Linked DNA regions of Mus musculus: regions 1 and 3 are each linked to region 2. The links are chromatin loops, found by intact Hi-C in ENCODE. Cell type or tissue: heart. All regions are shown on one strand. Region 1 overlaps Farp1 (FERM, RhoGEF (Arhgef) and pleckstrin domain protein 1 (chondrocyte-derived)). Region 2 overlaps Farp1 (FERM, RhoGEF (Arhgef) and pleckstrin domain protein 1 (chondrocyte-derived)). Region 3 overlaps Farp1 (FERM, RhoGEF (Arhgef) and pleckstrin domain protein 1 (chondrocyte-derived)).

Region 1 (8,000 bases), 71 kb before region 2:
AACCCAGAGTCTCATGTATTCCAGGCACACACCCCAAGGTGGTCTACATCCCAGCTCCTGCATCTGGGCTCTTTACCAGCCTCACTTTAGGAGGAATATGCATGGGGTATGATACAATAAGAGCTCCTACCTCTAGAATAAGACGACAAGCGGTGATTGTTAGGGAGATGATGGAGTCCCGAGATACAAATGATGGGTTTGAATAACTTGCCTATGAAGGTTTGTAAAACCAGCACTATAAAAAGAAAAGATTTGAAAAATCAAGAGAGCCCTCAGGTGATTTAAAGAGTGGATATATTGTGGGGTATATAGTGGGTGCATGCCTTTAGTCTTAGCACTTAGGAGGCATAGGCAGAAAGATCTCTGGGTTTGAGGCTAGTTTGGTCTATATACAGTTTTCCAGGCTAGCTAGGATGATATAGTATACTGGCTAGTTTTGTGTCAACTTGACACAGCTGGAGTTATCACAGAATAAGGAGCTTCAGTTGGGGAAATGCCTCCATGAGATCCAGCTGTAAGGCATTTTCTCAATTAGTGATCAAGGGGGAAAGGCCCCTTATGGGTGGTGCCATCTCTGGGCTGGTAGTCTTGGTTCTATAAGAGAGCAGGCTGAGCAAGCCAGGGGAAGCAAGCTAGTAAAGAACATCCCTTCATGGCCTCTGCATCAGCTCCTGCTTCCTGACCTGCTTGAGTTCCAGTCCTGACTTCCTTGGTGATGAACAGCAGTATGGAAGTGTAAGCTGAATAAACCCTTTCTTCCCCAACTTGCTTCTTGGTCATGATGTTTGTGCAGGAATAGAAACCCTGACATAGTTTAAAAAAAAAAAAACTTCAAAAAATATATATAAGGGCTACATCAATGGCTCAGTGGTTAAGAGTATATTGCTGTTATAGAGGCTTTTTTAAAAAATTGAAGTATGTATACATATATAAAGTATATATATTTAAAATTAATGGGGACTCTTCTCTAAATTAATATTATCAGAGTGACTTTTGTCTCATTAAGTGTACAGTGCTGTCCCAAACTGTTGGTTAATCTCCCATTCACTGTATTCTGGTCATTTCCAGAATATCTTGCACTAAGTCACAGCACAGCTTTTTGAGACGAGCCTCTCGGAACTGGCATAGCGTCTGGGAGAAACTGCTAGGTCTAGTAAGGGTCTAAGCTTGCTTCGCTTTTCTTGTGGTCATTTCTGGTGTCATGACATGGAGCAGCAGGATGTGTCTGACCATCCACCTGCTGAAGGGCATTGGGTTGTTTCCAGTGGGGCAGTTCTGAGTGTTTCCTGTAAACGCAGAGCTACCGTGAATGCAAACATTAGTGTTGACGTCTCATGAGCAAATATCTACTAGTCCTTGACAGCATTTAGTACTGCCAGCGCTGTTTTTAAGCCATTTTCAGTGGTGTGTAGTAGTATCCTAAGATGGTTATTAGTTAGGTTTTTTTCTTTCTTTTTTTTTTTTTTTGAGACAGGGTTTCTTTGCGAAGCACTGTAGACCATGCTTGCCTCAAACTCACAGAGATCTGTGTCTTACTTAGGCTTTCACTGCTGTGAACAGACACCATGGCCAAGATAATGTTTATAAGGACAATATCTAATTGGGGTTGGCTTACAGTTTTAGAGGTTCAATCCAGTATCATCAAGGAGAGAGCATGGCAGCATCCAGGCAGGAGTGGTGCAGGAGGAGCTGAGAGTTCTACATCTACAGCTTGAGTTTGTCATCTCAAGGCTGCTAGAAGACTGGCTTCCAGGCAGCAAAGATGAGGGTCTTAAAGCCCACGTCTATAGTGATACACTTCCTCCAGCAGGGCCACACCTCCTAATATTGCCACTCCCTGGGCACCACCCTGCCTCTTGAGTGGTGGGGTTGAAGGCATGCACCACCACCTCCCAGTTATTTTTAAAACCAAAAATACAGAGGAAATAAGTTTTAAAGGGGCTTCTCTGGAGCAATGCCTTAGTTTCCTGGTGTGTGTAGCAGAGAAGCCTCTTGGAGCAGCTGCTTGGTGGTTGCATGGAGGGCCCTAAAAGCTATGTAGAAGCAGAGTCCAGACTGTATCTCTGTCAGCAGGAAATACATGTAAGTCAGTCCTGAGGGTGCTTAGGGGAGTATAGGATAATTTTCTTGACTGACTTGGTAAGCTCCTACATAAATTTTCAGTGCTAATCAAATTATCAAGAAGCTGTAAGATGGGTAGCTGTGGAGAAGAGGCATGGGGGCGGAGCTGAGCTGTGGTGGCAGAGCTGTGAGGGGCAGAGCTGTGGGGACTGTTTATGGCCCTGTGACAACTTTGAGGGGTTGAAAGCAGTAGTAAAAAGCCGGACAGTGGTGGTGCACGCCTTTAATCCCAGCACTTGGGAGGCAGAGGCAGGCAGATTTCTGAGTCCGAGGCCAGCCTGGTCTACAAAGTGAGTTCCAGGACAGCCAGGGATACACAGAGAAACCCTGTCTCGAAAACCCAAAAAAAAAAAAAAAAAAAAAAAAAAAAAAGCAGTAAAAGCAGTAGTAAATAGCCCTCTGTGGTATTTGTGGGTTAGGACTCTGGGATCTGGGCGTGGCTTTTGGACAGCCTTGAGTTCTGACTCAAATGTTTGCAATAAAGATGTCAGCTAGGACTGTAAGATCCCTTTCCAAGGAACAAATCTCAAGGGGGCTCCATGGGCAGGGTGGTCATTACCACAAGGTGGTAGATAGGAGCTCGTGGTGGAGCAAAGCCCTGATAGGAACTGTTGTGACATTTGTGAGCTAGTCTTGGAAGACCCAAACTGCCATTTTCTCAGCGTGCTTGGTCATAGGGCCAGCCACAATGCAATGGGAGGTGACAGAGTGTGGCGCCAAGAGGTGAGACCCAGTGGGTGCAATCATGGAAACTGGCTTCCATACACCTGAGGGATCACAGATTCAAACGCTGACTCAGCCCTCTGAATGTCCCTGTGGTCCTGTGGAGATAGAAAATTTTCATTTCTGAGTGGCAGTTTTTAACCCGTACTAAAAAAAGTAGTCTATTTAATACTGTACACTGCAGTAAGACTCACGGGTTCTAAATAACTTGTGGCGTCTTTGTGATCAGTATTTTTATTTTTTAGTATTTATTTTGTTTGTTTTGTGTTTTTGAGACAAGGTTTCACTATGTAGCCTTTACTGGTCTGGAACCACTGAAAAATTTTGAAGACTTGGGCTTCTTGGAGAGGTCCTCATCTCACCTTAGAGGGCTGGGCTGAGCCATCAAGTGTGATGACATACTTTTGCATATGGAGGGAGCATGGTATTGCAAACTTATCCCTCTGTACCATTGGAACTGACATCCCTCCTCCTCCTCCTCCTCCTCCTCCTCCTCCTTCTCCTCCTCCTGTTCCTCCTCCTTCTCCTTCTCCTCCTCCTGCTCCTCCTCCTCCTCTTCCTCCTCCTGCTCCTCCTCCTTCTCCTTCTCCTCCTCCTCCTCCTGCTCCTCCTCCTCCTGCTCCTCCTGCTCCTCCTCCTCCTCCTCCTCCTGCTCCTCCTTCTCCTCCTCCTCCTCCTCCTCCTCCTTCTCCTCCTCCTGCTCCTCCTCCTTCTCCTCCTCCTGCTCCTCCTCCTCCTCCTCTTCCTCCTCCTGCTCCTCCTCCTTCTCCTCCTCCTCCTCCTCCTCCTCCTCCTCCTCCTTCTCCTCCTTCTTCCTCTTGTTCAAGCATGCTTGGGGGAGGGGTAGAGTCTTCGTCAGGTGGTTAGGTCAAGGAATTCTCTGTGTGGCTTGGAAATTGAGGGGTGTAAAATTTCCATCCATGAAGTGGGATGTGCCGACTTCTGAGGTGGAGAGTGATCCCTAAGTCTGAAGCGGGGGCTCAGGTACATCCAGAATAGCAATTCCCAAGTCACACTGTGTCTCCCTAAGTAAGAACATGAGATCCAGAGCTGAGCGGTAAGATGACACCCTTGTGTCACCACACCTGGCTCTGTTGTTCGAGATAGGGTCTCCTTATGTAGCCTGGGCTGGCCTCAACTCTGTCATCCTCCTGCCTCAGCTTCCTAAATTGCTGGGATTGCAGGTGTGTGTTACCACACCAGACTCAGTTATTTCTTTTTAAATGCAAAACCAATAAAGCCACTGTGAAATGATTAAAAAGATGAAGTAATCAGGCAGGGTGCACAGTCGCACCGAGCTCTGAGCCCAGACTGCTTTCTCCTTCCTGCCTGCCTTATTTAACTTCTTTCCTTAAAGTTTTAAAAATAGATGATGTCTCTTTTTATTTTTTATTTTTATGAGTAGCTTTAGGTTCACAGAGGAATGGAGCAGAAGTTAGTTCCCATATCTGCTCTCCACCTCCTTATTATAAACATCCTGCACTCTCCTTAATTAATTTTTTTTACAGTGTTTCCTTTTTCAGTTATAATCTAGTCTACATACGTTTTGTGGCTTTCTTTCCCCCAGTAATCTTGCTTCAGTAATCCTTAAACCAACACGATTAAGGTCAAAGGTCTCTTCAGGTCATTTCCTGTTGACCTTTACTCAGAGGAATTTGGCTGTGTTCATGTGATGGGGAGGGTGGCTTGCTTTGTGATATTTATCCTGTAGAGATTCCCAGGGTGAGTTTAGAAGCGCTGAGGGCCCTGGAGGGCTTGGCCCCTCCCATCTCTTTTATCCTTGGCTTCTTTCCCCTCAGAAGCTTTTGGTGGTGGGGTGGGGGTTGGGTTTCACTTTCTGTCAAGAGTTCTGCCTTCTCTGAAGTTAAGAGTCCAAGCAGGAATGTTTTTTCAGCAGTCTTAAATGTGAAAGCTTGCCTAGGTCAGAGCCATGCCTGACCAATGCTCTTGTGGGCTCTGCCTGCTCGCCCGCCGGTGGGTGGGGGTGGGAGTGGGTATGGCTGGGCAGCTTTGGGCATGGGGACTGCTCTCTCAGAGGTGTCAGCAAGTGTATCTTCCCTGTGTTCTAGGAGATGGTATACTACCTTTTGTGCATTAGAAGGAAAAAGAACCCCAAGTCTCTCAGACCTGAGCTGATCTCCTAGCTGCTTGGCCACAGTTCATGAAAGCCTTGGATGTGGTGTCTTACTGGTGGCGGCAGATCTGCATTTATTCATGCTCTAAACCTTCCCAGTGTGTGTGTGTGTGTGTGTGTGTGTGTGTGTGTCTGTCTGTCTGTCCATGTGTGTGTCTGTGTGCTGTGCGTGCTTCTGACATGTTTCTCTTAATGGCAGATGCCAGGTTGGTGTCTGGCAAAGTTAGGAGTGCTTTAGCAATGCTCTTGCAGGCTGGGAGAGCTTAAAAACAAACCCCCTTTCAGACCGAGAAGAAGAAAATGCTTGTTTGGTGCTATGATATCATACATTAGTAACTTAGAAATTAAACTTAGCGTGACCTCTCTAAACACCAATGATTATGGTCTTTGGCTTAATTCAGAGTAAATTGCCAGATTGTGGGCTACTTTCATGAGTCATTCTGCTGCAGGAGCCCCAGTAGGTACCCAGGTAGGGAATGGCACCTTCAGAACATTGAAATTAATAGGTAGGCAGGAGGGCCAGAGAGCTCAGGGAATCAGTGAGTGTGTGTGCGTGTGTGTTCGAGTGTGTGCATGTGTGTGCATGTATGTGCGTGTGCATGCATGTGCCAGTTGGCTGGCCAGATAGAAGAGTTTGTTGGAGCCACATTGAGCACCTGGACTGTGTCTGCCTGGCAGGCGCTGGGCAGTGTTTCTGGAACTCATTTGTGGGAGAGGAGTTGGGAGCCCTTTTTTTTCTAGATGGAAAGATTGGGGCGTCTGGATACCTTCTGCAGATGTGCACAAGAAAAGATGTGGTTATCCTTGAATGAATCTGGAGGTTTAAGACTTGTACTTTGTATTTGATTAAACAACAAAGTATCACATCTGTGGCTGCCTGCTTGTGTCCGACCTCCTGCTGTGGACTCTCTGAAAGCTTTATTGCTCTTTTAGAGAACTTAGATTTTTGTTTAATAGGAAACAAGCTCCCACCAAACAGTTTTATGTCCTTTCTCTGCGCTCTGACCATTTGTCTGAGAGGAAGGAGTCTAGAGCTATGATCTGGGCCAGGGGCTTGTCAGAATTGTCCCCAGTGCAGGACGCTATTATTGCTTCCTTGCTGCCCTGGGTCTCAAAAGTACTAGAAACTTGGTATCCTTGAAAGTGTTAGTGTTGGGGTTTGTTTTAGAGTTTTTCTTTAAAATTTTGCAGTTCTATAATTTGGCATGCATTGTGTGTGTGTGTGTGTGTGTGTGTGTGTGTGTGTGTTTGCTGAGTGTGTGGAAGGTCAGGTGACAACCTGTGTGTTGGTCTTCACCTTCTCCTTGAGAGTCTCTTGATTTTAACATGGTGTATGTCATGCTAGTCCACAAGCTTCCAAGGGTTCTCCTGTCCCCACCTCCTGTCTGCTGTAGGAACTCAGGGATTATAGATACCACGCGTCTGCTTTTGTGAGCATCGTGGGGTTTAAGCTCTGGTCTACACACTTGTGTGGCAAGTACTTTTACCCGTGGAATTATCACCCCAGTCCCAAGGAAATAAAACATTTTTTAGAAGAAAAAAATGTGTTCATAGTGCCATGGAGAAAAGGTTTGATGAAAGTAAAGATACGCATGGTGAGTGGACTTGAGAAAGGACATGTCTTCCCAAGCGTGCATTCTTACCATTCTTTTGCCATTCTTACCCATGAGGACAAGCCCAGTAGCATTTACTGTGGTACTCACCCATCTTTCAAAACTATCCTTCTAGGACTGGCAATATAGCTCAGGAGAAAACCGTCACAGTTGCATGTGTGTACACACACACACACACACACACACACACACACAGAGAGTAAATGTAGAACATCAGAAATATCTATCCAGAAGTGGATCATGTACAGATGTTAACAAAATTGGTTGCTCAACCTATTTTTACATTGGGCCTTGCTGTCCTATGGCTAATATGTTCAGGAAATTGCTTCATGTTCTGGAATACATTTCTTTGACATTTTTGTTTGTGTGAGACACACTGTGTGTGTGTGTGTGTCTGTGCACGTGGAGACCGAAGGTCACTGTCAGGTGTCTTCTTCCTCTATCACTTTCTAACTTTCCTTTGGAGCAGGTTTCTCACTGACCCCACGTGGAGATCACGGTTTGGCTAGACCCGCTGTTGAGAAAGACCCAGAGATGCCCTGGTCTCCACTTTCCCAGTGCTAGGGTTACAGCTGCAGTATGCTAGGGTTGCAGCTGCAGTATGCTAGGGTTGCAGCTGCAGTATGCTAGGGTTGCAGCTCAGGTCTTCAGGCTTACAGTTTTCAGACCCCCTCCCCCATTCCTCTGGTTTTGGGGGATTTTGTTTGCCTGTTTAATGTGCTGGGGGATGGATGCTTAGAACCTCCCTACCACAGAGCCGCCTTCAGAACCTCTCTCTCCTTTGTATGAGCAGGTAAAAGAGCAACACCATTAAATGATAGGCAAATGCCTGTTAATGTTAACAAGTCTGTTGTGTGGAATCGTCAGCTGATAAGAACAAAGTGGCATCGATATCCTTGATACTCTGAAAATGCGGTGGGACACCCCAGAAGCAAGGTCAGGGCCAGAGGGTCTGTTGCAGGTTTTTGTTTTCTTTCCCCAAGCCAAATTGTATCCAGCTTAGTAAAAATACTTTTCATAGACAGTCACATTGGAGGCAGGACCTGGCAAACAACCACTGACCATCTACAAGTGCTTCTGGCCTCCTGTCTTGTACAGGGTACCCGATCCCAAAGCCACCATACGCTCCAGCACGTTGGCTGCTTTGAACAAGGGCAGGCGAGGGCTGGCACCTCACCTCCAGGAGCTGTGAGCAGCTTCTCACGAGTCTACCCCAACATTCAGAGAGGGAAAGGAAGGTGGCAGGATTCTCAGTCTGAAGATAGAGTGGAGAAAGGGAACCATGTCCTAGAGGTGTGACTGCAAAGCCCAGATGTCATGCTGGGAGGTTGGGTTCCAGCAGGGCTTGGTGTGTGTGTGTCGTATGTGTGTGCATGTGTATGTGTGTGTATATATGTGTGTCTGTGTAT
Region 2 (8,000 bases):
GAATACAATTCCCCTGGAGGCCATGGACTTCAGATCCCCTGGACCTGGCTTTACAGACTGTTATTTACCGTCTGTAAACATGTGTGGCTGGGAACTGAACTCAAGTCCTCTGGAGGATCAGCAAGCACCCTTAACCACTGAGCATCTCTCCAACCTGACATTTTGAGTTTTTAAGAGGTATTTTAACATTTTTTTTCAACTCTAAAAATTACTGCTACCTGCGGAATCATCTGGGATGCTGACGTCTTGTGTCCAAAGAAACGGAGGAACTGCGTGTGCCAGTGCTTTGCACTGTGGGCCCGCTCCGCCGTTTCTCCCCAGCAGAGCAGCCCATGTGGCTCAGGGAGTTTTGGAAAGTTCTCATGTTTCCCCTGCAACAAGTAGAAGGTGATCATTTCGGGGAAATGAGCTGTTCTTTTCTAGCCGTGTGTAAATCATCTGCCTTCTGGTGAGGATCTCTTTCCCCGCTCGGGAGAAGCGGGATATAAGACTTTGGTTTTCATCCTTCAAGCCTGCCTTGGTACCAGCATCCTGGCTGAGTCCTGCAGCTGGATTTCCTCAGCAGGGCATCAGTGCTCAGTGAACATTACCCACTAGTTCCTCTCACCTCCCTGCTTCTCCTTGGTGCTTAGACTAGAATCAGTTCTTAGAAACTGTGGGTGGAACCAGGAGCAGTACCTTGGTAAAGTAAGAGGCTATGTGTGGGTATTAAACCAGAAAGGGAAGAGACTTGACCATAGAGAGAAAAAAAACACAGGGATAGATGGAGGTCTCTAGGCATTCTTGACCAGAAAGACCAGATCCTTAGAGGACACACTGGTGTAAGAAAAAGGGGGTTCACTCTAGAGGAGGGAAAGTCAGCTGTGAGGGCGTGATTGCTTGTTGCTTACCACCCTCACGCTCTTAAAATCAGGTTTTGTTTTGTTTTTAAGAGACACAGACCTTCTACTGCACTGACTTTTAAATATGATTCAGTAACACCCTTCTTTAAAAATTTTGTTTATTTATTTAATGTGCATTGGTGTTTTGACTGTATGTATGTCTGTGTGAGGGTGTCAGATCCCCTGGAACAGGAGTTACAGCCAGTTGTGAGCTGTTAGGTAGGTGCTGGGAATCGAACCCAGGTCCTCTGGAAGAGCAGCCAGTACCTTTAATCTCTGAGCTGTCTCTCCAGCCCCCTCATTCGAGACTCTTAATTATGGAAAGGAGAAGCTATTTGTAGTTCCATCATTCTGAGGTAATTATTGTAAGAATTTGATGTATGTTCATGCCATTCTTTTGGAAAAATTTCTTCCTTCAAATACAATACTCTCCCTTCCCACAGCAGAATGGACATTCTCTGTATCAGACTGCGCAGCCCATGCATGTAAATGTGTGCATGTCTCTGTGGATTCTTTTCATTACCAACATATTATAGACATCTTTCCAGATCCCTAGATAGCAATCTAATTCTCGTTAATAGCTACATAGTAACTCATAGTTTAGAGAAGCCATAATTTATTCAATTTATTTTCTGTTGATAGACATTTGAGATATTTCCAGGTTTTCATGCCAGCACAAAACAGCCATGTATATAAATTCTTATCAGCTAATCCTTTCATTTCTCTAGGGTGAGTTCACCCACATTCATTTGCTCAAGAGCCTGTATAGTTTTATAGGCAATCTTTAGAGAACAGATATTTTCTATATTATTATGAGCATAATATAACCACAAACTCAATCGATGCCATGGGCATGGAAGATCTCCTGACGAATTTAGGAGCCACAATGTTAGTAAAATACTAGGAAGTTTGAGTCCATGCTTGTGAGCCAGTATTCAGGAGCCAGACATAGGAGGATTGTGAGTTCAAAGCCAGCCTGGACTATATAGCAAGTCTCTGTCTGAGAAACAAAACCAAAAGGAATGCTCCTTCCCCCAAACTACAGATAAGGAGCATGTTTTGAAAACACATGAAGAAGACCGATCCATGAGTGCAGGGAAGGTACAGAAGGAAGTCAGGGGAGCTTTCAGATCAGAATGATAAAGTAAATTAAGTGTCTGTGTGGGAGACAGTAGTTAATTTTAAAAAGCTTAATGTTTTTGGCCATGCCAAAAAGAGCAAACAAGAGCAGATGGAAGTGACTTAAACAGGATGAAGACTAATGGCCAAAGTCCAGCAGCAGCAGATGCTCAACTGGACAGTGAACCACTAAAGCCATCTCACGAAAGCCAGCCAGCTTTATGACCATTCTCCAGTGAGCTGACAGTCACTGTTAACGCCAAGGGTTTGACTTCCTTAATAAGAAATGCAAAGACCAAATTATTTGTATTTTCAAAGCTATTTACATACCTAAAAAAAAAAAGAAATCTTTTCCATCGTTTAGGAAGCAAAAATAATTTGCAAAAGTGCCTAAAGGAAATAAATAAAAATCAGTTGTCATGCATACTTGGGATGATCGTACAGATGTGAGAAATTTCAAAGTTGAAACAGATAATTAGGAATGAATTTAGCCAGAGAGGTGCGTGTCTGATGAGACGGATGCTGTGAGACTGTGTGGGAGATGGTGCATTAAGGACTGGTTACCGGTATGGCTCAGTGAGTAGCGTTCTGGCTGTGCAGCCAGACGGCCTGAGTTCTGTCCCTGGGACACACATGGTGGAGGAGAGAACCCACTCCCACAGGCCGTCTTTCTTAATTATTGTGTATGTGAGCAGTATCTATTAGGTGGAGGTCAGAGGTCAGCTTGTGGGAAGTCCGTTCTTACCGCAGGAATTGAACTCAGGCATCAGGCTTGGTGATAAGCATCTTTAACTGCTGAGCCATCTTGTTAGCCCACAAGTCATCTTTTAATTTCCACAGACATCATGGTGCTGTCCCAAGACACACACACACACACACACACACACACACACACACTGTGTAAAAACGTTAAAAAGAATTCACGAGAAGACCTAGACAATGGAAAGTGAATCCCACAAAGGGTAACATGTACTAACACTCCCCTCGAGGGGAATTATATACACATTAATGCTTTTATCAACAGAGTACTACTCATTGGGAGTCTGAGAGAAGACAGGGAACTAGAAAGGAATAGTTTGAAGTTCCTGGGAAGGAAGGCATGTAAACACTGAAGGTGTTTCTGAGACTTGTGAGGTGGGTGGGCCCTCCTCTTCAGTTGGCTCAGCCTCAGAGCCAGTAAGTTAGATACACAGGCATCAGGGCAGAAATAGAGTGGCTGGGAGCTAATGTAGAAGATGTATTAAAGCCAAGTGTGAGGGCACACACCTTTAATCTCAGCACCCAGGAGGCAGAAGCAGGATCTATTTACACAGCCTTGGGGCCCTATAGGAAATTTCTTGGCTATAAGGAAAAGCTATAGTATGCAGTCATTCGTTTAGTGCTTTGCCTGTGAGAGGCCCCTGTGGGTTGAGCCTAATTGAACTGTTCCTCCCCAAACACCCCACACAGGGTTTAGTTAGGACGTGTAGTTGGGGGTGGAGGGGGAGGGGTAGGATAGTGGAGTGGGGGGGGAGTGGGGTGGGTGGAGGAATGGGGTAGTAAGTTGTTGTTGGTGGTGAGTGCTGATCAGCTTATAGCTATAATAATTACTACTAAATTTGCCATAAATGCCCCTTTTCATGTCAGTGAAGCACTTGGCTGGGAAGTTGCAGAATTGGGTGGGATTTGAGCCCTTACATTTACCTTGTCTTACGGGTCCCATGAGTCGCTAGCAAGCCACAGCAGCACGGGGGGGGGGAGGGGGGGGGAGCAGACGGAGAGGGGTGGAGCTGAAGATGGGAATGAGTTTTGGTTTAGTAATGAGTACGGGGGCCTAGATAGCTCAGTCAGTGTCTGTAATGCCATAGTGCCAGCATGAGAATCTGAGTTTGGTTCCCAGAACCCACTCTGGAAAGCCCTGAGTGCTGGTCTGTTCTTGCCATACCGTTCAGGGGAGGTGGAGACAGACAGACCCCCCCTGGGGCTCTGGCAAGCCAGTCCAGCTTAATCTGTGAGTTCCAGGCTAGTGTGAGGTCCAGTCTCAAAGAATAAGGCTGAGCCAGTGAGATGGATGTCACAGCAGGGAGAGGGGCTTGCAACCAAGCTTCAAGATCCATGTTCAGTCCTTGAAACCCATGGAGGGGAAGAAGACTGAATCCCCTAAAGTACAAGGCAACAACAAAAAATATGTGCTTGTGCACACACATGCACGTCACACACCTCACACAGAAAGTAATGTAATAAAAATCAGTTCTATTAAGTTTTTCTTTTTGATGTATCTTATGTGCATGGATGCTTTGCCTGCATGTATGCATGTATAGCACATCTGTACCTGTGTGTGTGTAGAGGTCAGATGAGGATGTTAGATCCTCTGGCACTGACTCATGGGCAGTGACTTGTAAGTCACCGTGTGGGTGCTGGGAACTGAGCCGCAAACTGAGGGGCCCCAGAAGATCGGTGCGTATCTTTAACTGCTGAGCCATCTCTCCTGCCCTGGGTCCTTTGTTTGTTTGTTGTTGTTGTTTTTAAGGTGAAACAGCACTTGAGGTTGTCCTCTGGCCTATAGATCTACGCATGCACACATGCACCTGCACACACAGAGCGAGTAACTATTGTCCACCACCGGCTTCTTCCAGGCACCACTGACCCCTCATTGCCTTTCTTCACAGCCTCTCTTCACACCAGCACCATCTCTGCTCTCGGGCTGAAGCAAGCTCATGCATGCTCTCCCCTTCTTACACAGTAGACTTCCCAGCACCTGGGGCTAACCTCCTACATCCAGCACCCATTTCCAGGCTGGTTCTGACTGAAACAAGGGAGGACCCCTTCTGTGTGTCTGCTTGTTCTTCAAGTCCAGTTACCCTACTGGATGCTGTTACACCGCCCTAGGGAGACTTCTTTGGGGGATGGGCGGACAAGGGTGGAGTGGCTGAAACAGGCCCAACAGAGGAGCGTGTCTGATAACACGTGTCCTTTTTGCAATTCGCAGAGTAAGGGAAGTATGAGTGTGTAGCCATACTTACTTGATCCTCTGTTTTAAAAATGTGAGTCCTAATTACTTGGCAGTCTTCCTTCAAAATAACAAGAAGTTGTAATTTTAGTTGCATGCGATGGGTGAGACTCAGGCTGTGTGGGATTCCAGAGGAATGTGACTCCGGGGAGGGAGAAGTCAGAACACGAGTTTGTTTCTTGGGGTTGTGGGGGTGGGAGTGGGGGTGTGTGGGATGGGGGCTGGCTCTCCTGTTCAGATTTGTGTGTTGGGGTTGAGAGACTTTGTCTCCTTTCTGAACAGAAAGAGATGGCCAAGCTTGAGGTCTCTCAGCAGTCAGCTTTAGGGCCCTGGTCCCTGGCATCCCACCCCTTGGACCCTTCCTCATGCCTTCCTGTGGTAGCTGCACCCATTGTCTACCAGTTCTTGGGGAGCCACTTCTAGTTTAGGGAGCACACAGGGTTTCCCTGTGCGCGCGCGCACGCGTGCGTGCGTGTGTGTGTGTGTGTGTGTGTGTGTGTGTGTGTGTGTGTGTGTTTGTGTGTGGTCCTGGTTTTTTGACAGAGGTAGACTTTACCTGTTTTTCTCTTAAAACAGAAGGTCGCCTTGAAGGTGGGGCTGTTTCCCCTCATTTGTCTTGGGAGAGGGGGGGCCTAACAACTGCACATAGCAGCATGGTACACAAGCAGTTGTATTCAGGGCAAATCAGAGCTCCAAAGACCTGGTGTCCAGTTTGATATTCTGAATTTTGGGGTGATGCTAGACACAAAGAAGTCTATGACCAGGCGAAGAAGAGACTTCTAGGACTGCAGGACTTCAGGAGGAGCTCATCCTTTTCTGTGTAGAAACCTGGGCATGGAACGAATGCTAACTTGAGCCGGCCATTTTGCTCTCACCCCCTGGAGGAGGAGGACTTGGTGCTTGGGGCCTGGGGTGCTTTAAAGCTGAGGTCATCTAGCTCTGCACCTTTGGGATTTGCCAGCATGGCATAATGAGCTGAGAAAGCCTGTCTTTGTGATTCCTGGAAAGAAGCGGAGAGCAGTCATGGCTGGTTTGTGGGCAGTGCTTCTGCTTGGGCCTTCTTGCTCTTGTGGCTGGAGATTTGAGTTTGTGGGCGGGTCTTCATTTTGGATCTTCTTGCTCTTGTGTGATTGGAGTTTGTGGGAGGGGCTTCCACTTTGGTCTTCTTGCTCCTGTTGGTTGGTGATTGTAATTTGTGGGCGGGGCTTCCTCTTGGACCTTCTTGCTCCAGTGTTCCCTCTCCTTCACAGCTTCTCTGCTTCTCCCTAAGCCCTTAGCACCTTGGGGCTGCTGGTCTGAAGATTTTTTTCAATAGTTTCCCCCATATAATGAGAATCTCTGCAATTCCCAGCAGTGCCTCTGTAGACCTTATCCTGCCGAGTTGGACCTTTGCTTTCAACAGTAGTTGAAAACATTATTATATGATTATGCCTAGGCTTGGAGTGTAGCACTGTGGTCAGGTACTTGCCTGGTATGCATGAGGTACCCAGCACCCCTAAAAACAACATGTTTTATATATATAATATCATTAGAAGATATGTTATCTGCCCTCCCCCGTCCCATATTGTTAGTAGATTTTGGTACTAAACTTGTTCATAGTAGCTAGTCTGATATCTGCTGGGACTATGAAACTCCACATCTTTAGAGTCAATTGGAGATGGCAGCCACCACGAATAGAATGGAGGCATTGTCCATTGTGGGCTGTGAGGAAAATCCGCCACATGGATTTCTTCTTCTATGGATGTGTTCATAGTTGGCCTGTTCAGAAAGTCACCTGAGAGCTGGTTAGAAAGAAATGCAAACCCTTGGACTCCACCCCAAACCACTAGAATCCAACTCCTTGGGAGTGGGGCCAAGCACAGTCTGTTTGGAGAGGCTGATGGAAGGATGCTGTTCACATAACATCAGAAGTACTCGTGTGTAAGCAGAAGATGCAAATTAGAGCCATTGTTATGAATGAAGATGCTTATAATCTGTTAGCGCTCAAAACATTTCCGAAGGAGTGGAGGAAGTGCTGAGAGAATATACAATTTATATTTCTTCTCATGGTAGAAGCTTATTATTTTGGATTTTCTCTTAATTCACAAGTTTTCATCGGGAAGCGCGCTCTCAAGTGTATACATGCTCGTGTGCTTAACTGCGAGGTGGAAGGATTTGCTACCAGTGAACACACTGTATAAAGATGGTGTTGAAAATACCATCAAGCAACAGCACATACATAATGTGCTCATGGATGCTGCTTGCCTGTAAAAGGTGGCTTTGGGCAGCTCCTCTTGGTTGACAGTGTTTGGTCAGAACTGTGGCTTGCTGGGAACAGCAGACCGGCACGGTTTTGGTGATAACACATGAGCCTAGCCATTCTCATCCTTCTCTTCTCACCAGGATTCCCTTGATGCCTGGATCTGATAACTCTGTCCCTTAGCGGGACACTGAGTGTTGCCGCAGAGATAGGATAGAGAGGGTAAAACAGTATGTCCTAACTCCCTCTCTCTCTCCAGGTTTTGGAACCTGTAGTTGGAATAAACAAGGCTGTTCTGTCTCTAAGCACAACAGGTCCCAATAGGCTCTTGGATTCCTTCTTAAGAACTCGGTCTCTCTCCCATTCTGCCAGCTCACCCACCAAAAAGTGACTCACATGCTCAGAGATCATCCCGTTTGATAGAACAGTCGTGGAGACCACTGCGTGCATCTGGTTCGTAACGAAGGGATTATGTGTTAGGTACGACGCAACGTTTACAGCAGTCCTTCAATGCTCTTATTTCCTATTTTCTGAGGTGCTGGAGATTGGACTCGGGGTCTTGTGCATGACCACAGAGCAACACTCCAGCACTCCTTCCACGCAAACACTCTTAAACTTTTTAGTTTGAGACAGCATCTCACTAAGCTGCCCAGGCAGGCCTTGATTTAGGGAGAGTCTTGCCTCAGCCTCCCAACCATCAGAGGTTCCAGGCCTTTGCACAAGATCTGGCTTCAGGCCTCAGGATATCAATGAAAGGCAGTGCTTACTTTTT
Region 3 (8,000 bases), 53 kb after region 2:
CATAGCGTACACACAGCACTTGCTGCCTTCCCTTCTGAGCTCCTGAGCTCCATTAAAGTGCTTGTAAACTGTAAAGCATTTCCCCACCCCACCCCCAGCAGCAAAGTGATTTAAATGACTTCAAATGATGCTGATTTAAATGATTTTTCAAACGATGGCTTTTAAATGACAGCAGATGAATCTCCATTTGTCACCCTCCTATGAGTCCAAGTCAGAATGAGGACCCTGGTGTGTCATTTATTATTTAGAGAACTGGCCAGTCGCCCTGCGGGTTGTTGCGGGTTCCCTATGAGGAGGGACTGAAATCCAGTCTTCCAGTCTCTCTTGCAGCACAATAAACCCACCGCAGTTAATTAGTGGATATGTTTGCCCGGGGCAGGAGTTCTGCAGGTCCAGAACCTTGTCCAAATAACGCCCTCCGACTTTCATTATGTGGACTTGCCGCTCTCAACAGCCATCTGTGCGTGGTTTTGTGAAGCAATTATGCTGCAGGTGTGTGATGGAGATGAAGTCATGGCTTAATTATTTGGTGAAACAGCAGGCATTTTGGACCGAGTTCTGGATGCATGCTCTTCCCAGGCTTTTGCTCAGACCAGTTAGTCGTTTGGAATTTCGAAACAACCTGGGGTGGAAAGAAAGACACTTACTGCAGCTGCAACCAGCTGTATACAATAATTTTAGCATGTCAGGCTGTTCTAATTTTAAATGGCTTCATAAGAAAAGCTTCCTGGTTCTCTCTCAAGTATTACCGGTACAGTGGGGAGGAAGATGGAGGGTGGTGTTTCTGAACTCTCTGGGATTTTAGCAAAATTGAGGTAATGTGTACAGCTAAAGGGGGCACCTGCCTTTGCCCAAATTCTCAAAGGGCTTCTGTATCCTGTCACCAAGCTCCAAGAAAGAGAATATTAAATGCTATTTTAGGTCCTGCTTGGTGGCACTCACCTGTAAGTTCAGGGTCATCCTTCCTTTCAGAGGGAGCTCACATGACCAGCCTGGGCTTCGTGAGACTCAGTATCCCAAAGAACAAGATAAGCAAGAATATTGTAATTGATGTTTAAATTTGGGTGTACAGTGTGGTGGCAAAGCTGAGACTGAACCCCAAAGCCTCACACATGCTGGGCACACACTGCCACCAAACTCTGCCCCTCCAGGGGGCCCCTGCATGGTCTTCCATCACTCTCTATGTTGTAGTAGGTCTCTACCAGGGTGGGTTTCTAGAGTAACCTGTAACCAGCTGGCCAATAGTTTACATGTAAAATTCTTTGCATTTATTTATTTGGGGTGACAGGTGACATGCCGTGGTGCATATGGAAGGCATAGGACAAGCTTTGTAAGTATGTCCTCTCTTTCCAACATCTGGGTCCTCAGGAATGGAACTCAGCTTGCCGTACTCCATGACAAAGGCCCCTCGCCTCTGCATCACCTGAGACCCAATGTGCATTGCAGCCTTGATGGATGAGCACAGTGGAGTGGCAGCTAATAAATCACAAGGCATATCTTAACCAAGGAAAACCAGCTTAGACTTCCCATGATGGCTGTGCAGGGCCGTGGACGGCTGTGCGAGGCTTGCGAAGGCCCTGAGCCCCACACAGGATAGCAGAGTGGTCCTGGTTGGGTAGGATTCTTGGTTTTGAGCACTATCATGTACACTAGGGATAGGAATTTTGTGAACATTCTCTCTCTAACTAAGCCTCCTACAATATTTTAATTTTTTAATTAAAATATTTTGGGGGTTCTGCATGCATGTATATATCCATGTTCACATATATGTGTGTGTGTGTGAGAGAGAGTATACATGCCCATACACACTTATGGAGGCCCTACCTAGGCTGGTGTCAGTTATCATCCCCTATCACTTTCTGTCTTATTGATTGAGGCAATGTTTCTCACCTGAACCCAGAGCTTGCCAGTACAGCTAGCCAGCTTGCTCTGTGGCCTCCCATCCCAGCCTAGCAAGCACTGGACTTCCACAAGCACACATACACACACACACACACCCTGCATGGGATGGGGATCAGCTTTGGGGATCTGAACTCTGTCTCACACCCACGTGTCAAGCACTTAATCCACTGAAGTAGCACAGTGGGAAGTCTGGTTATCCCTGGTTTACCTGGGAAAAGTGAAGAGGCCATGGCTTTTTCTTTGCCTTGCCTGGGGCCCCATGCCTCCGTGTCACTCTCTGTGTCCTCTACTGTGTGTTCTGATGATGTGGCTCCTTGCTCACACAGAGCCTGGCTCCCCCTGGGTGGTTTCTCTCCAGCACCTGCTTGTATGGTTTGGTGAGGACCAAGCCTTCAGTTGGACCCAGGGTGTCTTTCCTGTGTTCCAGCTGCTCTGTGCCCTGTCTGCCAGCCCTTGCCAGGAACACAGGAAGTCCTTGTTTGTGCTTACACTATGTGTTGACTGTTGTGGATCTTGGTCTAACGCTCGTATTATGTTAATTGTGTTCTCCCAAAATTGCCCAAGAATCTGCAGGTAAGATGCTGAGGGTCCCTGCCCCCAGTTGGTTTTGGTTGGTAGATAGACTTGCCGCTAGCCAATGGTTGGGCAGAGAGACAGACTTTAGGATTCCCAGGCAAAGAATGGAGGAAGAAGAAGAAGGTAGAGCTGCCATGCTGGGAAAGGAGTAAAGACCAGGCCTGAGAGGTGCAGGAGAGAGAGCACTTCAATCAAGCAAAACCCCTATCCCACCCCTTGCTGGGTCTAGGGTAGCAAAGATGGAATACAGATTTTAGTCAGTAATAACTCAGGAATATTGGAGGGCAGGCGTCAGCTATGTGGAGGTTTGGAAGTGGCCGAGCCATTGATCTGTTTAAGGCATATTTCAATATAAGACACTTTCTCTCTCTCTCTCTCTCTCTCTCTCTCTCTCTCTCTCTCTCTCTCCCTCCCTCCCCCCTGTGTGTGTGCGTGTGTGTGTGTGTGTGTGTGTGTGTGTGTGTCTTTCATTTGGGAACCCAGAACATTGGGGTGGCAGCAAGGAACCTGTGCCATTAATTGACAACTACAGCAGTTGACACTGCGCTCCTTCACGCAGACACTCGCTTCCTCCATGTTCTTACAAATCCCTTGGTTATGAAGCCTGTGCACTATACAGGAAGAGTTGAACACAGTACCCAGCATTGAGGGAGCCATGAGCAACAGGAAGGAGCGTTTGTCGTCCTATCAGATGGGCTCGGGTAATGATGTAGATGAGCTTCGGCAAGCTTCCTGACCGAATGTGGAAACAGGAAGTAATCCGTAAGTGAGCTGGGCTCTGCAGGCTCATAGCTGAGCAGAGCTGCAGAGTCTAAGTGGTGTCGCTGCACATGCAGGGGCATGCTGCAGAGAGCCCTCTACCTGGAGGGGCAGAAGGGTGGGAAGGATTTACACTGAGAGAGCCCTGGGCATTGCAGTCCCATGATGAAATAGTGATTATTAAAAAATAAAGCTATTAAATTGGTTTGAGTTCTGGCAAAGAAAGCATTGCATTCCCTGTGAAAGGAAACCTTTTGAGCTCATACAAACTTGAAAGAGGAAAAAAGTTCTGCCATGCAGAGGTAGTCATTGTGATAAGTTTTGGTGTCTATTTTTCTCTGCCTTAGACATCCTATTAATACTGACCTCGGCTGAATGCAGCCCTTCTCAATTCCATGTTTGCACAGCACCTCTGCCAGGCACAGAGAGCAAGTCGGTCCCCAGCCAGGAAACATGAAAGCATGCTCCAGCTGGCTCCATTTCAGAGATGGCGCCCAGCAGGTGAGGGTGAGAAGAGGGGCCTCTCACTGAAGTAACAGCTTTGACATTGTACATTCAAATTCTTTCTTCCCTGGCTTTGTCTGTTGAAGACTCGGAAGCCTTGAGCCTTGCTCACAGAGTTATGATCCTGAGTAGCAGAATAACTGCTAAAGGTGAACAACATTTTGACAAAATGGTCTGAACCCGAAAGAACTACGTGAAAGCCTTTGCTCCAGTGATACACTTGCGAGTTTGACTTCAGAAGTTTTCAGTTATGCAATCTAGGACCAACCTTGCTCTTGCCTCCTTCCCTACTTTCCTGCCACACTAGGTCTTAGAGGTGAGAGGAGGGTTGGCTATGCTGTTGGCCTCAGCTGGCTTTGTAGCCTGTGGATGGCATCAGGCTTGCCCCTGCGTTGTTTGCTGGCCGCATTTGCTCAGAGTCCTGAACCAAAGGCGTGGAACCACTGCCTTTCCAGTCACGGAGGAGTTGAGTCCGTACACTGAGTTTTCATGGCTGCTCTGGAAGCAGTGGAAGGAGGCAGGCAGGTGCTTTGGACCCTGTTGTTATGTAGCACACAGGATGTGTGTGTCAGGTGCTTTTCAAATAGGTTGACTTCTAAGGATGTGTCCTGTTCGACAGCACTGTGTCTGTGAGCATACACGTGCGTTCTAAACATGGAGAACACTCTGGAATTCTTCAGTGCCCCTTCTCCAGGTAGATCCCTTAGTAATCTTATCATTTAGCTGAAGAGTAGGCTGAAGCACTTCCCATTTCGCCATTTCTTTGAAAGGCACTGTTGATCACTTAAGTCCTGAGGAGAGACGCCAATACTGTCGTCTTGCACTAGTATTTCCGACTTCTGTGTTCAATGACCTTAGAAAGCTACTGTTGTAGGGAGTCTGTTAGTGCCTCCTAAGTGACAGCCCTTGACCTGTCTTCCCATACCTGAGATCACAGTTCTGAAGTTGGTGTGTATACCAGTAGTCTGCACCTTGGTGCCATCTTGCACTGAGGGGATACTTAGCAACGCCTGGAAACCATTTTGGTCTTCTAGTGACATCTGGTAGGAAGACCCTACAGTGTGTAACACAGTTGGCCACCGAGAACCACAGACCCCAGAAGTCAGCAATATGGAGATGACACTGACCCCAGGCTAGAGGGAGCTGGGGTAGGCAGTAGTAGCTCCAACCACCTAAATGCACTTCCTTTCCTCTGCTGGGCGTGCAGGGTTTTCTCTGCCTTGTGCATCAATCCTAACACCATTTACTGTATTAATGGAACCTGCAGGAAGGTGATGGCTTCATGAGGCGAGGTTGCCGCAGTGGGCCTAGGCCAAAGCCCAATCTCATTGTGAGGTGGTATGTTTCCAAGGCAGGTTAGTATGTGGCCCATTTTCCTCTCTTGTTTTAGTGTTTTCCTGGTATTTGTTGGTCTTTGACAGTGAGGTCCTACCACATTGTTGGTAAACATGAACCATCATTTAACCTCTCTAGGGTCAAAAGCCTAAGGGAGCTGGGGAACCAGAGAAGGTGACTGGAGCTCTCTTGCCTTAAGCAAGCCCAGCAGTGACACGTACAGGGATAATAATTGCTCCTGAAGAGCAGGTGTTGGGCCTTGGAGATCTCTCAGTGGGTGAAGCTCTCGCTGCTTTGTAAGCACAAAGACTGGGTTTGGATCCCTGGGCATGCGCCCATCTGCGGTCTCCATGTTCCTTCTCTAAGATGAGAGGAGGCAACAGAAGAGATCTCAGAAGCACGTGGGTGTGGCCCGCTGGTGTGGTGTGGGCAGCATGGACCCGGAGGTCATCCTCTGTTCTCCACAAGCACTCCGTGACACACTCATGCACTGTGCCTGCCACACAGACAAGCATGAGCACACACAGAAAGATATAAAAAAAGAAACAGATGTTTTTATTGTTTGTTTATTCCCAGGTACACACGCACTCACGCAGTTGGCTGCATGTGGCCCAGACCTCTCTACAAAGCACAAAGGAAGGCCGTCCTCCAAGCAGGGGGCAGGGTAGAGAGAGGAAGCCTGGAGCAACCTCATTAATTAGAGTGACCGGATTTTACAAACCAGACAGATCTGCAGGGCTATGGCCATTAATATTCACAGGCAATTCCTTTTACTTACTGCTGGATTGCTTTTAAGGAGGACTTGTTGTAGAAACACCTTAAGTTTGACCCTTTACGCAGACCCACCCCCCAACCTTCCTTACCTCCCCTGTAGTGAGGAAGGAAGTAGAGAGTCACTTTCTCTGAGTCAAACGCCACACCTTGGCAGAAAAATCCCGACAGCCATGTGACTGTTACTCTCCTTGACTAGAAAGCCATGATTAAGTCTAATGAGGACAAGAAGAGGAATTAGCCTTCACCATTGGAGATGCCATGGCCTGTACCTAGGTGTGGGATGAAGCTGCCACTGTGGGAGGATCCGAATCTCACTCATTCCTTCATCTTCCCCTTTGTTTCATCTCCTATCTCTTTTGCCATCCTCGGTCCTGAAGCATTGAGGATCTGAAAGACAAAGACGGTCAGCAGTCCTCCCTCCGAGGGCAAGGCACCCTGTGTGGCACAGATGAGCGCCATGGTAGCCCTTCCTGATGGTGATCAGTCTTCTGAGTGCTAGTTACCATATCCCTCCATCCATGAACACACCCACAGCCTCCATGTTAGAGAATTTTTCCCTGGAGCATAGTGAACGTGCAGAGGAGAGGCAAGCTGGAGAGGCTTAGATTCCATCACCGAGAAAATGAAATCCAGTTGTCAGTTAAGGGATACTTGAGGGGATGGGGTCGAGGTGATATTACCCCTTGGCCAGGGAGAGCAGCCCGGGCAGGTGGGCAGATCTCTGTAGCTATTTTTCTGGGCATGACTGGTATCTGTCTCAGGACAGAACCAGGTGCGAGGCAAGCCCCAGTGTGAAGATCCTTGGTCCCAGGAACAGAGTTGGGATCTGGATTCTTCTAACTTGTAGGTGGCGGTGGGTGGGTCCTGGGAGAGTCTTCCTGACTGTGCTTTGTGGGGAACAGGGCCTCGGGTTGTAAAGGGGATTCACAGTGATGTTTATATGTTTATATGGGTTGGACCTGCTCAGTGTCCCGAACCCTCAGAAGCACGGTAAGGGAGAGAAGCTTTGAGATCTCAACGAGATGGTTGCCCAAATGAGGCCTATGTAAAGACAACACTAGTTGACATGCCAGTACCCATGAGGGAAGATGCCAACCCTAGGTAAAAGGCTACGATCAGTGGCTGCTGAGAGAGTGAGTATTAGTCTTCTGTGGGCATGGACCTCCAGATAGGTTATCCAGGCATAGTGCTCTGCCTTACACATATGCACATATGAGCAACACTAAAGGGACCCAGCTGGTCATATCTGTATATACATAGGTATACTGTATGTAAGTTATTTTTTTTAAAGGTCTTGATTTTTTTTTTTTTTTTGGTTTTTTGAGACAGGGTTTCTCTGTGCAGTCCTGGCTGTCCTGGACTCACTTTGTAGACCAGGCTGGCCTCGAACTCAGAAATCCACCTGCCTCTGCCTCCCTAGTGCTGGGATTAAAGGTGTGCACCACCACGCCTGGCTCAAAGGTCTTGAATTTGAAAAAGAGTGGGGAGTCACTGGGCATGTGGGAGCAGAGAAAGGGATGGAGAAATTGAAGGATATGATATAAGCACTGCACTCTTGTATGGGATTCTAAAACACAAGGTAATAACACTTTTAAGGGAATCAGATGTGAACGAGTCCTGTTGGTTGGCTGTTTTAGTAGGAAGTATTCTTAGAAACCCCTGAGATGTAGAGGCCAAAGGCAGACAGGTAGTTATCTGGGCCTCAGGAGGGAATAGTAGTATGTTCAGAATGGCCCAGGGCCAACAAATATCTTTGCACCTGGCCTCGGGGGGGTGGGGGGATGGGGAGGTGGGGGAGGGTGGGAGGAGGTGGGAGGGGGTGGGGGGTGCTTGAACTACTTTCAAAAAATAATTGTGTATATCCAGTGATTGCACTTTACAGAGCATAGAGTGTTCTCCAGTAAAGCTGTTAATATTGTACTTTGAATGTTGTTTTGGGGCTCATGGAAAGGGTGGAAGACCTCCAGGAAGGGTTATATGGGGTGAGGTCATTGCTTATGCTCATTCTGGTTTGGAGACAAATGTTTGAGGATGGAACCCTTAGGACTTGGAGTTGGGATTTGTTTTGTTGTTGTCTGTATATAGTAACAGGCTTCATTCAGATTTTCCTTCACCCTCCTCTTCCACCCTCTCCCGGTCCTCCCCTCCCT

What was found. A loop is a pair of places that touch in the nucleus more often than their neighbours do. Peaks named below come from ENCODE experiments on the same cell type or tissue, not always from the same donor. Only the 100,000 strongest peaks of a DNase experiment are listed, where the experiment ranks them.
Region 1: it touches region 2 in a loop (2.1-fold over the local background); 4 of 42 quality-filtered maps call a loop at or near these places.
Region 3: a loop joins it to region 2, with 1.9 times the contacts of the local background. A loop is called at or near these places in 2 of 42 quality-filtered maps.

What each region holds. Positions count from the first base shown.
Region 1 is chr14:121,048,630-121,056,629 of GRCm38, forward strand. All of the region lies in intron 1 of Farp1 (FERM, RhoGEF (Arhgef) and pleckstrin domain protein 1 (chondrocyte-derived)), which reads left to right. Among named protein-coding and RNA genes, the nearest start is that of Farp1, 17 kb to the left of the region's middle. In heart, no CTCF peak of the experiment used is centred here; a DNase peak (open chromatin) is centred at 4,602; H3K4me3 peaks cover 841 bases; H3K27ac peaks cover 3,173 bases.
Region 2 is chr14:121,119,707-121,127,706 of GRCm38, forward strand. The region is part of intron 2 of Farp1 (FERM, RhoGEF (Arhgef) and pleckstrin domain protein 1 (chondrocyte-derived)); the gene reads left to right. Among named protein-coding and RNA genes, the nearest start is that of Farp1, 88 kb to the left of the region's middle. In heart, no CTCF peak of the experiment used is centred here; DNase peaks (open chromatin) are centred at 2,185 and 4,895; H3K27ac peaks cover 375 bases.
Region 3 is chr14:121,172,361-121,180,360 of GRCm38, forward strand. The region is part of intron 2 of Farp1 (FERM, RhoGEF (Arhgef) and pleckstrin domain protein 1 (chondrocyte-derived)); the gene reads left to right. Among named protein-coding and RNA genes, the nearest start is that of B930095G15Rik, 72 kb to the right of the region's middle. In heart, no CTCF peak of the experiment used is centred here; DNase peaks (open chromatin) are centred at 511 and 3,181; H3K27ac peaks cover 423 bases.